2 separate regions of the Mus musculus genome follow, and region 1 is linked to region 2. Evidence: chromatin loops called from intact Hi-C (ENCODE). Cell type or tissue: heart. All regions are shown on one strand. Each heading gives the region's core, and the rest is flanking DNA. Links, peaks and the distances in the headings are about the cores only. Region 1 holds the start of Lrmp (lymphoid-restricted membrane protein). Region 2 holds the start of Gm15543 (predicted gene 15543).

Evidence for each region. A loop is a pair of places that touch in the nucleus more often than their neighbours do. Peaks named below come from ENCODE experiments on the same cell type or tissue, not always from the same donor. Only the 100,000 strongest peaks of a DNase experiment are listed, where the experiment ranks them.
Region 1: it touches region 2 in a loop (5-fold over the local background); 7 of 42 quality-filtered maps call a loop at or near these places.

What each region holds. Positions count from the first base shown.
Region 1 is chr6:145,117,408-145,126,562 of GRCm38, reverse strand. Lrmp (lymphoid-restricted membrane protein) reads right to left here and starts at 4,794. Exons shown (of 19, transcript NM_008511.4): 1 at 4,457-4,794. In heart, for the core only: no CTCF peak of the experiment used is centred there; DNase peaks (open chromatin) are centred at 652, 4,832 and 5,542; H3K4me3 peaks cover 258 bases; H3K27ac peaks cover 2,858 bases.
Region 2 is chr6:145,181,477-145,189,476 of GRCm38, reverse strand. It overlaps Casc1 (cancer susceptibility candidate 1), which reads left to right. Exons shown (of 16, transcript NM_177222.4): 10 at 3,585-3,666; 11 at 6,097-6,257; 12 at 7,562-7,718. It overlaps Gm15543 (predicted gene 15543), which reads right to left and starts at 7,202. Exons shown (of 2, transcript NR_157240.1): 1 at 7,108-7,202; 2 at 1,847-2,112. In heart, for the core only: CTCF peaks have their summits at 1,984 and 2,199 (motif pointing right); a DNase peak (open chromatin) is centred at 7,266; H3K4me3 peaks cover 1,356 bases; H3K27ac peaks cover 978 bases; H3K27me3 peaks cover 747 bases.

The sequences.
Region 1 (9,155 bases), core at 519-8,518, 63 kb after region 2:
TAAAAAAGAGATCATGAATTTGACAGTAAGAAAGGGGAAGTATATGGGAAGGTTTTGAGGGAGGAAAGGAAGGAAGAAATGATGTAATTATATTATTTCAGAATTTAAAATATAATAATAATAATAATAATGTCTATCACTTGAGAATGCTTGCTGCTCTTTCAGAGGACCTGAGTTGGGTCCCAGCACACATGTCAGGAGGCTTTTAACTACCTGTAACTTCAGCTTCAGGAGGACCCACCCCCTATGCCTTTAAGGACACCTGCATTCATGTGCACATACACACACATGCAAAAAATAAATAATAAAGTAACAATAATAAACATAATAGATAACAAACAAAGAAAATGCAAGGCTTGTGTGCTACTCAGGGTTAGGAAGAAACCACTTAAAAATGTGTGCGACTGTCACCTGCACAGTAAGAAAACTACTCAGTTGCTAGGAGCCAGGGAGATAACACGAGCCTGTTCAGAAGGCCTGGAAGGATGTCAGACACACTCTAAAGTTACAGAAATGTCAGTGCCACTGGTCTGGTGCCAAGGAAGGGCAGAGGCAGGGGAGTTCTGAGGCACTGGGCTGTGGAGGTAAACACAGATCTGTCCCCCAGCCCCAACCCGTGGGGAGCTGAGAGGCTGGGAGGAGGACCCAGGCACAGACATGTGTGTGTGACTTTCTCAAAGGTGGCTGAAAAGGCTTCTGCTGCCTGCTTGGCAGCCACAGGCTTCAGGGCTTTTCTGCTGCAAAGCCTGGCACTCTAATCCTAGTTAGCCAGACTGGTGAGATAACAGAGCATGTCATTCCACACACCAATTGTGAAGGAGGGAAGCCTGCTCCAGCCCAACACTCCGGATGCATCTCGTCGCTGTAGTGCATGTGTTCCCGGAAGCAGCCTTCCATGAAGGACAGACTCCGAGAGGTCAGGTGACTTGCCCAGTTTTGGCAGGTGCTCTTGCAGACTTGGATTCTTAACACAGGCTAGTTTGACATTAAGCTCGGTGTCCTTAAGCCACCATACTACATCATCTGCTTATCTCACCTACACCTGCATTTTTCTTTATATTTATTCATTCTGCATGCAGATGCATACATGCCTGTGGTATGTGTGTGCGTTTTGTGTGTGAGCACACATGTCACGGTATGCATGTAGAAGTCAGAGGACATCTTGTGGGGATTTTTTTTTCTTTTGCTATCTTAGTTCTAGGAATCACACTCAGGGTGTAGGACCTGGTGGCAAGAGCCTTTGCATCCTGAACCATTACATCAGCTCCATATCTGTATCTGCATTTGGGAAAGCTTGTCCCTCAACCCCATCAGAAGTGCTGAGCAAACTCTCCTTGTCTTTGTTTCCTCATTCACCCATCCTTTTGCATCTTTCATTTGTTTATTTTTGAGACAATGCCTTTCTAAGAAGCTCAAGTTATCCCCTCATGACTTTCAGAACTGGGACATGGGCATGGACTGTCACATTCAGCCCCCAGGGCCTTTTATCTGTGTGTGTCTCAGTCACCCAGATGCCTGTTCCTTCCTTGACATCCCTCCAGTTTCTGCTGATGCAGGGCATGTGATTGTCACCCGTTATCTGTCCTCAGAGTCTTCAGGTGGTCCCTTCTCACTTGCTCACATCCTCCACAGAGAGGCCATCAAGAAGAGGTTTCAGTGAAACAGTTTAGTGGAAAGCCTCCCTCAACCTGTGGCATACACATGCAGACACTGTTAAAAAAAAAAATACAAGACAGGCTCTTCTCAGGATTCCCCCCAAAGGAGTCCTCTTGTGGTCTGTCAAGTGGCATCATGAGAGCCCAGATTAGCTCTCATCTGTGTTTCCTATAGATAAGAAGCCTTGACTATGTTATATGCCTGACCTCCATCTAAGAATGCTTTGACATTTCCTTTTCAAAGTATCTGCTGATAGCCCAGTATTGCCATGGTGGCACAAACCTGTAATCCTAGCAATTACACCCAGGAGGATGACACAGAAGATGGGGAATTTAAGGTCATATTGGCTACTTAACCATTTCCAGGCCAGTCTGGACTACGTAAGACCCTGTCTCAAAAAAAAAAAAAAATCAAACAAGGGGATAGAGAGATGGCTCAGCAGTTAAGAGCACTTGTTCTTCCAGAGGACATGGGTTAGATTCCCAGCACAACCTAACAGTTTACAACCATATATATATATATATATATATATATATATACCCAGTTCCAGGAGTGCCAACATCCTCATCTGGCTTCCTCAGGTATCAAATACATACTGGGGCTCAGACGTACATGTGGGAAAATAATAATACATATAAAATGAATAACAATAACAGAGATACAGATGCCCAATACTGCCTATCAACACAAGATACTTGTATACAATCCAGGAAGAAAGCGTTAAACATGCAGGTGGCCTCAGGATAGATACAATGTTAAAAAATATATATATATAAGTAACCATTCAGGCAAGCTACAGCAGGAAGGTGCGCTCCACCTTAGAGGCAAGTGGGCACAATCAGCTCACAGGCCAGCCCGACCTGCTGCCAAATAATACCCTGACTAGGTTCTTCAATACTGTTCAGATGCCGAATCAAATGTGACTAACCACTTCCTTATTCTCTGTTGTGGGCATTGGCCTGCTCATCTGGAAAACCAATCCCATCTTCCCACAGCTGGCACATGAATTTGAGATGGGTCAGAACAGTTGCTAATTTATTCACCTAGCTCAAGAGTTTCAGAACAGCTGAGGACATTTGAATACCTTTCTTTCCGACTCATAATTCAAGTGTCTGACTCAGAACTCGAGAGGCCTGGGTGGCGGTGGGGGATGTGTATGTGTGTGTGTGTGTGGCTACTATCCTCACTCTTTGCTGTCCCAAGTCGACCTGCTATGTAGAGCATTGTGAAAATGTGAACTGCTCTCTTTGCCCAAAAGTTGATTTTCACAGGTGTTGAGAGAGACCTTCATGTAAAGACATGGTCTTGAGCAAAAACCCATAGGTGTGCCTTCTCTGGGCAGGCAAAATACACCCATCTACATGTGTTCCATGAATTCTGGTAGCTCGAGAGCAGGTGCATTGAGGAAGGAAGTCCACACATGAAAAAAAAAAAAAAAAAAAAAGCGCTTCTAATACCATTCCAACCAATTGTCTCTGGAGGCTGGGCTGGAGGACCATAACCAGCAAGGAACCCCACAATGGCCTTTGGGATGTGTCATAACTGTAGACACTCCTGCTCAGATGCCACAGGGAACCCTTGAGAAGGGGGACCCAAATTCTTACTTGCTCACAAAACACTGAGATGTAATATCAATTTCATCAAAAGACAGATGTAAGTGGCCGGTGGGTTAGTGCTCTGAGCATGGGCTCTGAAGCACCAAACTGGGCGCAGCTGCTTATCGGTGCCTCCACAGGGTAGCTCTTCTCACAAGAGACCCTTCTCCAAAGCCTCCTGAGCAATGACAACACTGTACCCTCCCTGATTTAAAGAACAGTTTTTATTGCTTTCTGAAACATTGAAAACCAGTGAGCTGTACAAACCAAGACAGTAACAATAAAATATTGAACAATGTTGCTATTCTAAAAGGAAGCAATTCCTTAAACGCCTCAGCCACTTCCTCAGGCCAACAGTGAAAAAGGTACAGAAATTCACAATAAACCCAGACCAAGCACCATTTGGGTCACGAGATAAATGAACTCTTATGTCTGGAAAAAAAAAATCTGTCCCACTAAATTAAGAAGTTCACTGAACAAAAGCAGCTGTCCGGTAAACGGCGAGGCACGCAAGCTTTACAATTTCCATTTCATCTTTGTAGAATAAAGCAGGTTTATAAATAGCCTGACATTTGTAATTTGACACTTGTCTTCTCACATTATTCTTGGTAAATGCTCATAATAGGCCTTTGGCTGGCACACAAAATTCTAAATACCCGTTTCAAAGGTAAAGTATATTTGAGCAGAGGAACGCACACAGTTTAACCCCAGCACTCTGGAGGCAGAAGCAGGTAGATCTCTGTGAGTTTGAGGTGAGCATAGTCTACAGAGAGTTTTAGGTCAGTCAGAACTACACAGTGAGACCCTGTCTCAAAAACAAAACTAAAGTGTGCATATATATCCATACATACACACACACATTTATATTAAGAACACATTAAAAATTTTAAAGCAAGTTTACATGTGTTTAATATTGATACACACTCTTGCACACAAGGGTAAGTTGCCTCTGAGCTAAGTAAGCCCCAGCTCTGTTTCATTTTAAACGGAAAGATAGCCATAGACAAATCTAGCAACAGCCTGGGGTGCGGGGAGCAGGGGAGGGGTCTATGGCCCTGGCCAGAGGCTGAGATCCCGGGAGCGAGAGCGAGCGATGCTAGCTAACCCTTCCACTGGCTAACCCAGCAGCTGGGATCCAGGAAAGCGGCAGAGGCTCTTCCTCCTCATCCTGGGCGACATGAACCAGAGTAGAATGAGCTACTTACACTGAACGCCCCTGGTCTTCAGCTCCTGAGTCTGAGTAGTGCTGGGGACTGTGATCTCCTTCTGGAATCGCTTCCTCTAGTTCTTGTAGCAGAGGCTTGCCTCATGCGCAGGCCCCATCCTGATCCCCCTGACCCATATGCACAGGTCAGCCTGGGTTTGAGCCGCGGGAAGGGCGCTGGATGCTTGTTCTTAGGCACAGGAAACTGGAAATATGCTTTTCTTCTCAGGGAAATGATAAGCGTAGGCTCAACTTCTGCAATTCTGTTTGCACGGGCGGGCGCAGCAGGCCCAGATCCTTCCACCCAGAGAGTCCCTAGAAGCAACTTAAGCTTTCTGTACTCCCCTCTTTCACCAGAAGGCTGTTAACACCGCCTCCTCTGCACCCCTGCACCCCTGCACCCTTGCGCCCTGCACTTCCTCTGCGCAGGCTAAAGGCCAGCCTCCTGGGACAATTGAATAGTTCCTTTTTTCCCCCTCCTCCATTTTTGCTTCACATTTTAAGGACATCTGAGGTGATATCCCTGAGTTTCATATTGCCAAGGCCTCCGGACCCCTGGCTCTATGTGCTCTCTGGCTATGGACCTTCTTCCTAGTGGGCACATCTTGCAGCCGCTTAGCAATGTCTAATGGTTTCTGAATGAAGTCGAAATTTTAAAAAAAGAAAGGGGGGGAGGGGGTGTGTGGAGGGAACGACAGAAACACCCTGAGCTTTCAGTGACACTTCAGTCACAAGTCACTCTGAGAAACTGTGAGGAACTCAAACTTCTTTAGAGAGGACCTGAAAAAATGAAAGCATTTAGAAATACAGGCTCTTGAGTAAAGCAACCCCAGAGCTCACAATCAACTCCACAGCTTCCTCGGGCTGTTTCGGATGAGCACGTGGCATGACTGGCTCCCCACGAGCTCGCTGTGACACCTGCGGCACACAAGTAGGATGTTCTACATTGGGAGCAGGGTGACAAGTTTAGTTTTTACACACCAACACGAGCTATTTAGAGGAAAGTGGGTGCGGAGGGAAATGCGTCTTTGTTTCGTTAACCTTTCTCCTTTGGACTGTCAATCATAGGAAACGGGCAGAGCTTTAGTACCGGAAGTATCTCCCCCAACACAGCTGGAAACTCACTGGATATTCCCACTGTGAACTCAGAGGTCATTCTCTACCTCTTATCTCCCACCACAAATGTCCTTGAGCCTTTAGCACTTCTCATTTGGCTCCCACTCTCCGCTAGCCAGCAAGACTAATCTGTGGCGTACTGATGACTCAGTGGTTACCAGGAACTGCTTGAGTACAAACCTTAACCCACTGGGCCCACCCATTTTGAATTAGGATCAAAGTGGGGGGGGGGGGTAGAGGGAAGACAGCCATCAGTCCCAGGCTCCTTGCAGTTAAAGCCTAACTGTGTGCCTGCATAAAACAGCACTGCTTATAACATCAGAAGCAAGAAGGACCACGGCCCTTTCAGCATCGTTTTGTATATAGAGGCATTCCCCAAAGCTGCTTGCGCGACCGCCTACAGTCGCTTATGCTCTGTAATGGCGCTAAAACAATATGAACAATGTATATTGAAATCTACACTCTTAAATATTTATAGTTCTTACTAAAAGAGGTAATGCTCTTTTGAGATAGGATCTCATATACCCCAGGCTGGTCTCTAATTTTCTATGTAGCTGAGAACTTCTGGTCCTCCTTCCTCTACCTCCCTAGAGTTGGAATTACACACATCCACCACCTAGAGCAGCTTGTGCTCTCATGCTAATTTATGTTACCCAAAAACCTGTTTGCAGTGTCCTGCATGTAGGCTAAAGGAAGCCTACCCCCAGCTGGCTCTGATTGGAAAATAAAGTTGCCAGTGGCCAATGACTGGGCAAGGAGACAGAGGCGGGACTTTTAGAATTCCAGAGTAAGAGAGGAGGAGGAAGAAGGGATCCCACCATGAGAAGGGCATAGGACAGACTATGCCAGGAAGGAGCAGGGGGGAGAGCAGGCTGAAATGTAGGTACGAGGGGGAAAGCAGCCCCAGAAGGGCTGCCCAGAAGGGTCTTGGACAGCAAAGATAAAATATATATTTAGTAAGTGTTAACTCAGGAATATCAGAAGGGAGTGTATGCTAGCTTCGGGGCAGTTTAAGTGCCATTTATCTAGGTAAGGTATATTAAAAATAAACCAACGTGAGCAAAAAGCTAACGCGAACCTACCAGGAGTATAAAGCAGAATTTTAACTATTTGCTGAGACAACCACTAAGTCTAATTTATTCAGTACAAAGACTGGACTTGAACCCAGGGCTTTGAGCATGCTAAGCTGGCATTGCTGCCAGCCAAACTGTCTACAGCCCAGTTCTATGCTCGTACTGTTTGTGTGTATGGTATTGTTAACTACATCATGTATGGTGTTGCCAATGTCAGAGTGTATACAGTACTGTTAGGTACAGTGTGTACAGTACGGTTAAATGTAGGATATGGTATTGTTAATAACAGGTACTGTGTCATGCAGCAGATGTCAGGAGGTCACTTGTCACAATGGCCTAAGCTTTACACCTGATGAAAAGTAACTCTGCCTTCTTCTCCTCAGCCTGTAGCCACCCTACTCTCTGCCTTTTGGAGGCTTAAGCTGTTTCAGATTCCCCATCCTCCATGACTGGAGGCCTAACATCCTCTGGGTTCATCCATGCTGCCATATGCGGTAGAACTCCCTTAAGGTTGAATAAGATTGTTACCCAAGATTGATACATTTTATCCACTCATCTGTGAATGGACTGCTGTGAAGCTCCCATGTCTTAGCCGCCTCCTTACCTTCATCCATTCACATCTAGACACACATCTGGGCTGTTTCTGCATCTTGCTTTTTATGAAATGCAACAGTACACTTGTGTCCATTTTCCACGCGTGCGGGTATGTGCACAATATGCATATCTGCTGCCTACAGAGGCCAGAGAGGGCATCAGATCCTCTGGAATCAGAGATGGGGACGGTTATGAGCCTCTGTGTGGATGGATGCTGAAAACTGAACCTGGGTCCTCTGTGAGAGCGGGCCATCTCACCCGACCATTTTAAAGCCAGTGTGTGCACGCGTGTATGTGTGTGTATTTTAATGTAGTCCTTAGTGTTCCTTATATATTAAAATGCTAAGTCCATATCTGATATAGGATTCTCCAGTATTTCTCCCATTCTGAACACCATGCTTCTCTTAATCTCACTTATTGTAGGAGATCCCGTGTCTGATGTGGTCTCGCTTACTGTGCCTGGACTTTTGGTGTCTTACCCAAGAAATCTTGTCAAAACAGTTCTGCTTTCTTCTGGGTGATTTAGAGTTCCAGATCTTTTTGTTTTTTGTTTTTTGGGTTTGTTGTTGTTTTTGTTTGTTTGAAACAGGGTTTCTCTGTGTAGCCCTGGCTGTCCTGGAACTCACTCTCTAGACCAGGCTGGCCTCCAACTCAGAAATCCACCTGCCTCTGCCTTCCAAGTGCTGGGATTAAAGACGTGCACCACCACTGCCCAGCCAGATCTTATATATAGTAAGTGTTTAAGCCTTTCAAAGGGTTGACTTCTGCACACAGTGAAAGATGCCATTAGTACCTCCCTTCTCTGTGGATGCCTTCTTCATGGTCATGGAGAACTCTTCATGGTCATGTCAGAGATGAGCTGTGCACACAGGTGTGGGATTTATTTATTTATTTACTTACTTATTTACTTATCTATCTATTTATTTTCTAGACTCTTTGCTCTGCTCACCTGCCTGCATGTCTCAGGGCTACACAGTTCTGTGTTTGGTTTCTACAGTTTTGTAACCGTTTTTGAAATCAGGAAGGATAATTCCTCCATCTTTCTTTCTCAAGCTTTCAACTAGTCAGGGTTGTTTGTTTGTTTGTTTGTTTGTTTGTTTTGTGGTTCCACAGGAATTTTTAAAAAATGCTACCTCTATAAAGCCTCCACTGAGATGGCATTGCAGTGAATCTATGAATGACCTCGATCAGTATGGACATTTTTTTAAAGATTTATTTACTTTATGTACATGAGTACACTGTAGCTGTACAGATGGTTGTGAGTCTTCATGTGGTTGCTGGGAATTGAACTCAGGACCTCTGCTAGCTCTGGCCCTGCTCGCTCTGGCCCAAAGAATCATTTATTATATTTATTCTTATATGTAAGTACACTGTGCTTTCAATTGTTAACTGTAGCCAGGAGCACCAGGCTAGCAGGATATATAAATGTCACTTCCTTACCTGCCTATAAAAAGTCACCTTTAAAGGTCACCTTTCCCACGTATCTCCCAAAGTGGGATCCCCAAAAGCTCCATAATAGTTTCCCCCCCAAAGACATTAGCTTTAGAAATAACCCCAAGAGTGCCTGCCTATCATAGTCTGAAAGAAAGTAATAGGACTTTAAAGGCCATCAGAAGTTCATATTTAATAATAAAAATCTCCACTACTGATGTGCATTCATCTAGAAGATAATGACACTCATGGATTTTATGAATTATAGAAGACATTGAAATAGCTCTTCAAGACTTACATGGTACCATCATTAAAGATATGAAACGGATGTTAAATCTTTGAAGATTTTTCTCCCTCAGGAAATTTCACTAGCGTGTTAAGACACACATATATTGGGCTGGAGAGTTGGCTCAGTGGTTAAGAGCACTAACTGTTCTTCCAGAGGTCCTGAGTTCAATTCCCAGCAACCACATGGTGGCTTACAAC
Region 2 (8,000 bases), core at 1-8,000:
CACAGGAGTCGCAGTCAGAACAGAGCAAGTGAACCGTCATCACGGACGTGACTGACAAGAGACTCCGCAGCGTTCCTGGCCTGTCGGGGTGTTGGACGATTCTCCACTCTGCATCAAGTGGCTTGATCATAGTTAATATTTGATGTAAATCTACCAGTGTCTTACATAAGAATTGCATTAACTTAAAAACTGCAAAATGACAGAACTTAGAAACTGTAATTTGAACCATGGGTTGAATTTGCAAACTAAAGCATTCCATCTTGTATCTAGGGATCCGTCAGGGTGGCCTCATGGAGTTGCAGTTTGCCATTCTGTTAATGTAGGTCACTTAGGAAACAGTTTTCATAAAACAGTGTTGGTTTTAGTTGGTGGGGTTGTGCCCATGAGTGCAGTGTCAGGGGCGGCCAGGGAGGGCATAGCAGCCCCTGGGGCTGAAGGCGCAGGTGAGTTTGAGCTGCTTCATTCAGGTTCTGAGAAACAACTCAGGCCCTCTGGAAGGACAGCACGTGCTCTTGCCTGCTCTGAGCAATCCCCGGATCCTGGAAATACTTTACATTAAAAGCGTAAGCCTGTGAATTCATAACAACAGCGGCAGGACCTGTGTGTGTTAGGGTCTCACACCTGTCCCAGCAGGTGTTTGACTTACTCTCTGAACTTGGAAGGACCACGCTTAATCCTGACTTAGTCTTAATGGCCTTAGAGAATGTGGCTAACCACGCCTGTCTGCTTTCTATTACCATTGAATGCTGCCCTGGGTAGATTCCAGTTGGTGTGATGATTGGCGGAGCATCCTGTGGCATACCCAGATAGATCTCAGAACCCCGAAGCAGGCAGTTGCCAGGAGCCTCATACGCTTTCCCAGAGCTTGTGAAGGCAGGCTGGGAGTTGGGATAGGAAACACTTTACACTGAGAATGTGGGGAGATGAGAGAGGGGCCATTTCCAGGAGGCCCCCTCTCAACATATTAGGCATGTGTGCTGTTGCTGTCATACCTCCAGCCTGACAGCACTTGACATGGTAAGGAGGACATGTGCAGGATGTCCACAGAGGCAAAAGTGCCCAGGCAGGATCTGAGTTAGAGCCTTTGATGGGTGGGGTCTTGCTCTCTGTTGCACCCTACCCCCACCCCCACTTGTCCCAATTTTCCGTTAATGGCTCTGAGAGTTTTAGCATAGAGGGGCTGCCACCCTCCTCACCTGTACCTTTAGACTCACCCCTTTCCTCGCCAAACTGGACATTACTTAAAGCCCTCTACCCCCTCACTATGAATCTAAGCACTGTGAGCAGTGACCACAACCAGCCTGGCTGTTTCTGTCTTAAAATGTCAATGTAGTTCAGTACTTTTGGATCCAGCCTCATTCAAACTTTTAGGAAATCCTATGCCAGGATATGACATCATCAGCTTCTAGCCTAGTTCCCAGGACAACGGCTCCTCCTCCTCCTCCTCCTCCTCCTCCTCCTCCTCCTCCTCCTCCTCCTCCTCCTCCTCCTCCTCCTCCTCCTCTTCCTCTCTGAAGCCTCATGCTGTACCCTGTCTGAAAAGCCATACACTCTACTGATTTCTCATTATTGTCTTCTACCAAACTTCCACCCGGACAGCCACTGAGCTCTTGCTTACAGAATTCTAGGGCTCTTGTGGCTTATGGCTCTAGGCTGTTTCCGTATTCGCCCCAAATCAGTTCTAAAACTATGGTCGCGCGACCAGGATGCTCATGGTGACAAAGCTGTGATCACGTGGCTAGGATGCTCGGTGACAGCTATGATCATGCGGCCAGGTTGCTCGCGGTGACAAAGCTATGATCACGTGGCCAGGTTGCTCGCAGTGACATCGCTGCGCCTCAATACTGCGTTTTCTATGTACTTTCATTTTTCACTGATGTGGCAAATAGCAGGCAGAGACAACTTAGGGAAAGAAGGGATTGTATAGGTTCATGGCATGACGGGATGCAGTGTATCACGGGAGCAGCGGGAGCGCGAGGTAGCGATACACGGGGTTTCTGCAGCCAGACAGCAGAGACTGTGAACGTCCATGTTCAGCTCTCTCTCTCTTCTCTTTCTGTTTAGGTTGTGACATCATCTCACAGAATCGCAAGTCCATGTTCAGGGTGGGATCTAGTCAAGTTGAGAGTGAAGAGTAATGTAAATTGAAAATTCTCTGACATTAAATGACAGTGTAGGTTTCTTTTTTCATGAGCTTATTAAGAAGTTGGCCACTAGAGGGCTCTTAATACCGACTCTTAATTGATTTGAATGGCTTTTAAAAATATTGTAAATATTTAAAAAAATATTTAACAATAAAAATATTTAAATGTTTAATATATTTTAAAATACCATAAACATTCTAAGTTGTTTATAGCACAACATGTTTAGAAAGGGCTAATTTGAGTAGGGCATAATTAATGAGAAATTATTCAAAGTAGAACATTTAAAATAGTAGTTTCAAAAATATTTTACTACCCTGAGGAACAAGCAGATAGATGGACATGGGTCTTTGAATTGAAAGTTAAGTTTCGAAGTGTCTCTCTCATTAAGGGACTGAACTGGCCTGGAAATGTAACTCAGCGACAGATGCTTGGCCGGTGTGGATGAGGCCCTGGCTTAAATCCCCAGTCCTTCCAAAAGAAAAACTGAACAAGCATGCATAAGAAAATTCCACATGTACACTCAAGAGCATGCATGCACACATGTGCATGCCTGAATGTGTATACACACATTACATTCACACAGAGGCATACATGCCCAAACATGCTCATACTACACACGCATACACACACACACACACACACACACACACACACACACACACACACACACACACACACACACACACACAGTCTAACTCTCAGGTGAAATCTGCTATAAGAAACTCAGCCTGATGTTGCCTTTCTTTGGTTGTGTCTGTTTGGTCCTAGAGAGTGAACCTAAGACTCCATGTGGCCTCAGGGTTCTACCATTGAATGATCTTGGGGGCTTTGTTTGTTTGCTTTGTTGTTGTTTCTCTGGATTTAGGGGGTTTGACACAGCATCTTATGTAACCCAGCTGGCCTCAAATGGCTGTGTACCTGAGAATGGCCTTGGACTTTTGATCCTCCTGCCTCCACCAGAGTGCTGGGATCACAGACAAAAACCATCACCCTGTTTTATGCAGGGCTGGGGGCTTGAACCCCATCCTCCTGCATGCTAGGCAGGCACTTTGCCAGCTGGGCCACCTCCCAGTCTACTGACTTGTCTCTAATGAGCAGCCTTGTAGAGGGGTGACAGCCTACTATATTCTGGATATACACCAGCATGTGTACTGAAAAGATTGCATAGGGTGATCAAGAGACAAAATACGCACAAATCAAATCAACAGGCCAGAGACTGTCCCTGAAGTGACAGCATTTAGGCTAAGTGCTAAAAAAGCCATTCCTGCTGCTGCTGCCGCTGTTCCTGCTGCTGGTTTTGTTGTCCTTTTGGTTTGGCTTTTTGAGACAGAGCCTCACCCTGGTCTCTAGGCTATTTTACGGACCAATACCCTCCTGTTGCATTTAGAGAATAATTTCTGAGGATGTTGATGCTCACTGCCAGCCATTCTTCTATTGCAGACTTCCGACTCTGAAGGGGAGGATTCCCAAACCACCCAACTTGAACTGGAGATGAAGCTGCTGAGTGAAGCAGTCTTAGCAGGTATTCTGTCCCCACCCTCGGTGTGTAATGGAGGCTTCCTTCACAGAAAAGTAAGGCAAGGCCATTGTAGAGTGAAATATGTTTGAAGCACAAATCCTCCACAGTCCCTCTCAGACAAAAAAAAAAACTGTCAATAATCAATAATCATACTTTTCTACTCAATATTAAGTTATGTACTTAGGGAAAAAATATGTTCCAGACAAATGACGTTCAGCACTGATCCCAGAATGCATTGGTAACCTGCCTCATCAATTAAAGTAGCTTCATAATTCAACCCAAACAAGGGAATATTTATTTATGTCATGTATATGGGCACACTGTCATTGTCTTCAGACACACCAGAAAAGGGCATTGGATGCCCATAACAGATGGTTGTGAGCCACCATGTGGGTGTTGGGATTTGAACTCAGGATCTCTGGAAGAGCAGTCAGTGCTCTTAACTGCTGAACCATCTCTCCAGCCCAGGGAACAATATTTAAATTTCTGTTGCTAGTGAGATCATAACTGATTTCTTCTCTGTACTCACTGTTGCAATGAACACTCACGAGAGCACACACCTGGATGAACACATGCCTGAACCCTTTACTGTCTTGTCCTGGCAGGTGTCACTGGATGCAGCCTGACAAGGTGGACATGATCTCACAAGTCTGGTGTCTGTCTGATGATGTCTGTCCTCTCAACTATCACTGCTCTTCCTTCTCAGTGACCTGTTCTGTGTATTCTAAGCATATTTGCCATGCTTAAATCTTTGTACCCTCTTATTTGGTTGTTTGTATATTCTGAGGCACTGTCTCAAGTAGCCCAGGCTAGACTCAAACTCTATGTAGCTGAAGATGACCTTGAACTTCTGATCTGCCCAGCTCCACCTCCCCAAGTGCAGGTCACAAGCATGTGCCAGGCTTTATGTGGTGCAAGGATCAAACTCAAGGACCTTTGCATTCTAGGCAAGCGCACCACCCTTCCGGCTACATCCCTTCTCCCATCCTTGGAGCATTCCTATAGCTGATACCAGGCAAGAGTTTCTGTTTCTAGATCTAGGATGATAAAGTAGGTTATGGAACTTCTGTCATGAACACCCCAATTCCCTACATGATGAGCCCCAAGTCAGAGATGTCTTCACCCTCTAAATTTAGACACAGTAGTATTTCTGGCTTCTTTTTAGGCCAATAAATTATAAATTAAATACATTTAAAATTAAAGAGTTTAGTTTATTAAACATGCACCAACAAGAGACCAGTAGTTGCCTAACTTGATTTAATTTTTATCTGTCTATCTATCTATCTATCTATCTATCTATCTATCTATCTATCTATCTATCTATCTATCTATCTATTGCTTGTTTCTGTTAACTTTCAGTATCCTATCTCCAGAGGTTGCATTCAGAGAGCCCTGCTGTACCTCTTGCATGGGAGCAGACTGATAGTAAACACCACTACCAATCCCTGTGTCTCACTGCCTGCCTGCTGCCTGCTGCCTGCTGCCTGCTGCCTGCTGCCTGCTGCCTGCTGCCTGCTCTGCACCTACCCTCTCATTCCCCTTCCAAACTCTGTAACACAGTCCAAATCCATTGTGGATTTTATAGTTGAAGAAACTTGGACAGGATATATTAGTCAGCTTTCCTGGGGAGAGGCAGGGTCACATTGTACAGCCTAGCACTCTGTGGAACAAGCAGGTCTCAAGCTTGTAATGACCTTCGGGCCTGTACCCCCTGAGGACTGGGACTAGACGTGTACAGCACACCCGCCAGCCTGCATATCTCGAATTAAGTCTGACCACTGCTCAGGGTAATATTTTTGAGTGTCTGACTTTGTCTTGGAGGTGGAGGTGAGAATGTTCCTTGCCATGGTGACTGTAGGTGCCACTTTTGTCTGTGTGTTTGTCACTAGATTGTATAGTTCCCACAAAAGTCTCAGTCCATCACTTCCCTGAGCTGGGTCTAATTTTGTTGAAATAACCAACTTTCATATTTTACATGGCCCCCAAATCTACTTTTCCTCCATGACCTTCCCACTTATCTTTTGATTTTTTTATTTTTATTTTTTTGGTCTGATAATGTCCAGTTTTAAGGACTTAGTAATTAATCAAACTTTTTGTCTTTTATGGAATATAGTTTTACCAGTAATACATACTTATTGTGTGTAGCCTCCTACAATGCTAGAGTTTGTTGTAAGCAGAGCTCTTCCTACCCCTAACACACACACACACACACACACACACACACACACACACACACACACACACACACACACACACACACACACACACACACACACACACACACTGTGCTCCCACTTAAACCTTGAGAACCTTGTGCAAAGTCTAGCAGCTAAAGACAAAAAGCTTTAGCAGGCCTGGGATTTTGTCTTTGTATCCTTCTTGACCGCAACAATGTTATGATCTTTTCTGAGCCTGCGCTGTGGTTCCTTTTAGCACAGCTGTGCCTGGTAGAGAATGTGGTGGAATTGCCAGAAGCCTCACAAGCCTACAAGGTGGACTTGTGCCATTTCTCTACCCTGGGCGGCGTGTACCACCTGGATGTTCTGGAGCTGCCCCCTCAGTGCAAGCCTGTGAAGGGCTGGGTGCTAGTGGAGGTAGGAGACTCTTCGGGACCCATTCGAGGTGAAATTGCCTGGCTTTTACTTCATTTCCCATGGCCTCAGCCTCTAATGCATGTTAATCTTATCCTAGGAGAACTTCTTACCTATTAACTTACTTGTAAACCTACAGTCCTAATGCCCCAGCGTGTCAGTCAGCCCTTGATACAGCCAGTCTCCATCAGAGCTTGGAAAATATATATATATATTTTTCTATTAAATGGCCAGGTGGTAACCATTTTCACATTGGTAGGCTGCGTTGACTGAGAACCCAAGGCCCCTTCTTCATCCCTAAAACCTCTGAAGGAAAGGGAGTGGGCATACCACTGGTACACTAGTCCAGGTGTGCCTAGCAGAGCATCGGGGCAGGGATAATCCTCCTGCCTCAGCTTCCTGAGTGCTGAGATCATAGCATACACTGTCCTACCTCACTTATTTTAATGCTTAGTAACTTGATTTTGTTTTTATTTTGTGTGTACAAGCTGATCCTGCCTATGACCCTCTGCATCATAGCTACAAATAGCCCCAAGTGAAAACATTTTATATCTGAGAAATAAAACTTTAAAAAATAAGAGTGTTTCCCCCCCATTTTTAATACCTGGGAAAGAAGCTGAGTTTTCACGAATTCACCCAACGATCCATTCTTGAATTTTGCCCCCCCCCCCCCGAATCCACCGAATCCTCCTGCACACCCGGCTGAGGCTCCTAAGAGGACAGCGTGGGCTCACTTAAGCGTGGAACATTTTCAATCTATTCCATGAGAATATTCTTCTGGATTTTCTAAGCTTTTCATCTTCCCTTGGTGCCTTCTTTCTACCGATTACAATGGTTCAGAGCCCTGCCTTACCTCAGGAATCTGCTGTCTGCTTGAGACCTTCACCCAGTCCTTCCTGTGCCTCTCCAGGGGCATCCGCAGGTCTTTTCTATGGCTGGGTGTCCTTCACTGAAATGTGAGACCCAGTGACGTTGGATCCCTTGGGAGGCGCTTGAGTGTTAGTGTGAACTTGAAGTCTTTGGCAGGTCTCCCAATCTCTCTGAGGCCTTGGTTATCAGTACTGCTGAGCACAGACTTGTCACGGGGCTTGGGATGTAGACGCTGAAGAACACATGCGGGAGCCTGACCCGCAGGAAGGTCTGAGGTTATGGTTAAGTTGCTCATCTGTGAGTTTTGCTGTGATATTCCCTACTCGTTCTGTGGTGGCCTGTGGCAACAAGCGAAGCTTGTTAGTGACAGGCTTAGTGACAAGTGCGTCTGGCCATTGCCACCCCCTCTGACTTTCCTTACTCTGGTCACTTAAAAGATACTCCAGGAAGGACTGCAGAGGTTTATATATCCTCCAGACACCACAGAGGAACCTGATCCAGACGTCACCTTCCCACCCATAGAGGTCACACTGGAGATCCACAAGAGCGTCATCTTCTTTGAGCGCCCTAGGGTCGTCAGGTGGGACAATGAAGGTACAGCCGTACCACAGCAGCTCTGATACTCATTCAGCAAGAAGGGTAGTGCAAACAACTGCAGTAGGTAGTCCTCCCCTCATCCCTCCCTCCCTCATCCCTCCCCCCTCATCTCTCCCTCATCCCTCTGCCCTCATCCCTCCCTCCTTCATCCTACCCTCCTTCATCCCTCCCTCCCTCATCCCTCTGTCCTTCTGCCCCTCATCCAACGCTCCCTTATCCCAGTGTCATTCATCCCTCCTGTCATCTCTCCCTCATCTCTCTGCCCTCATCCCTCCCTCC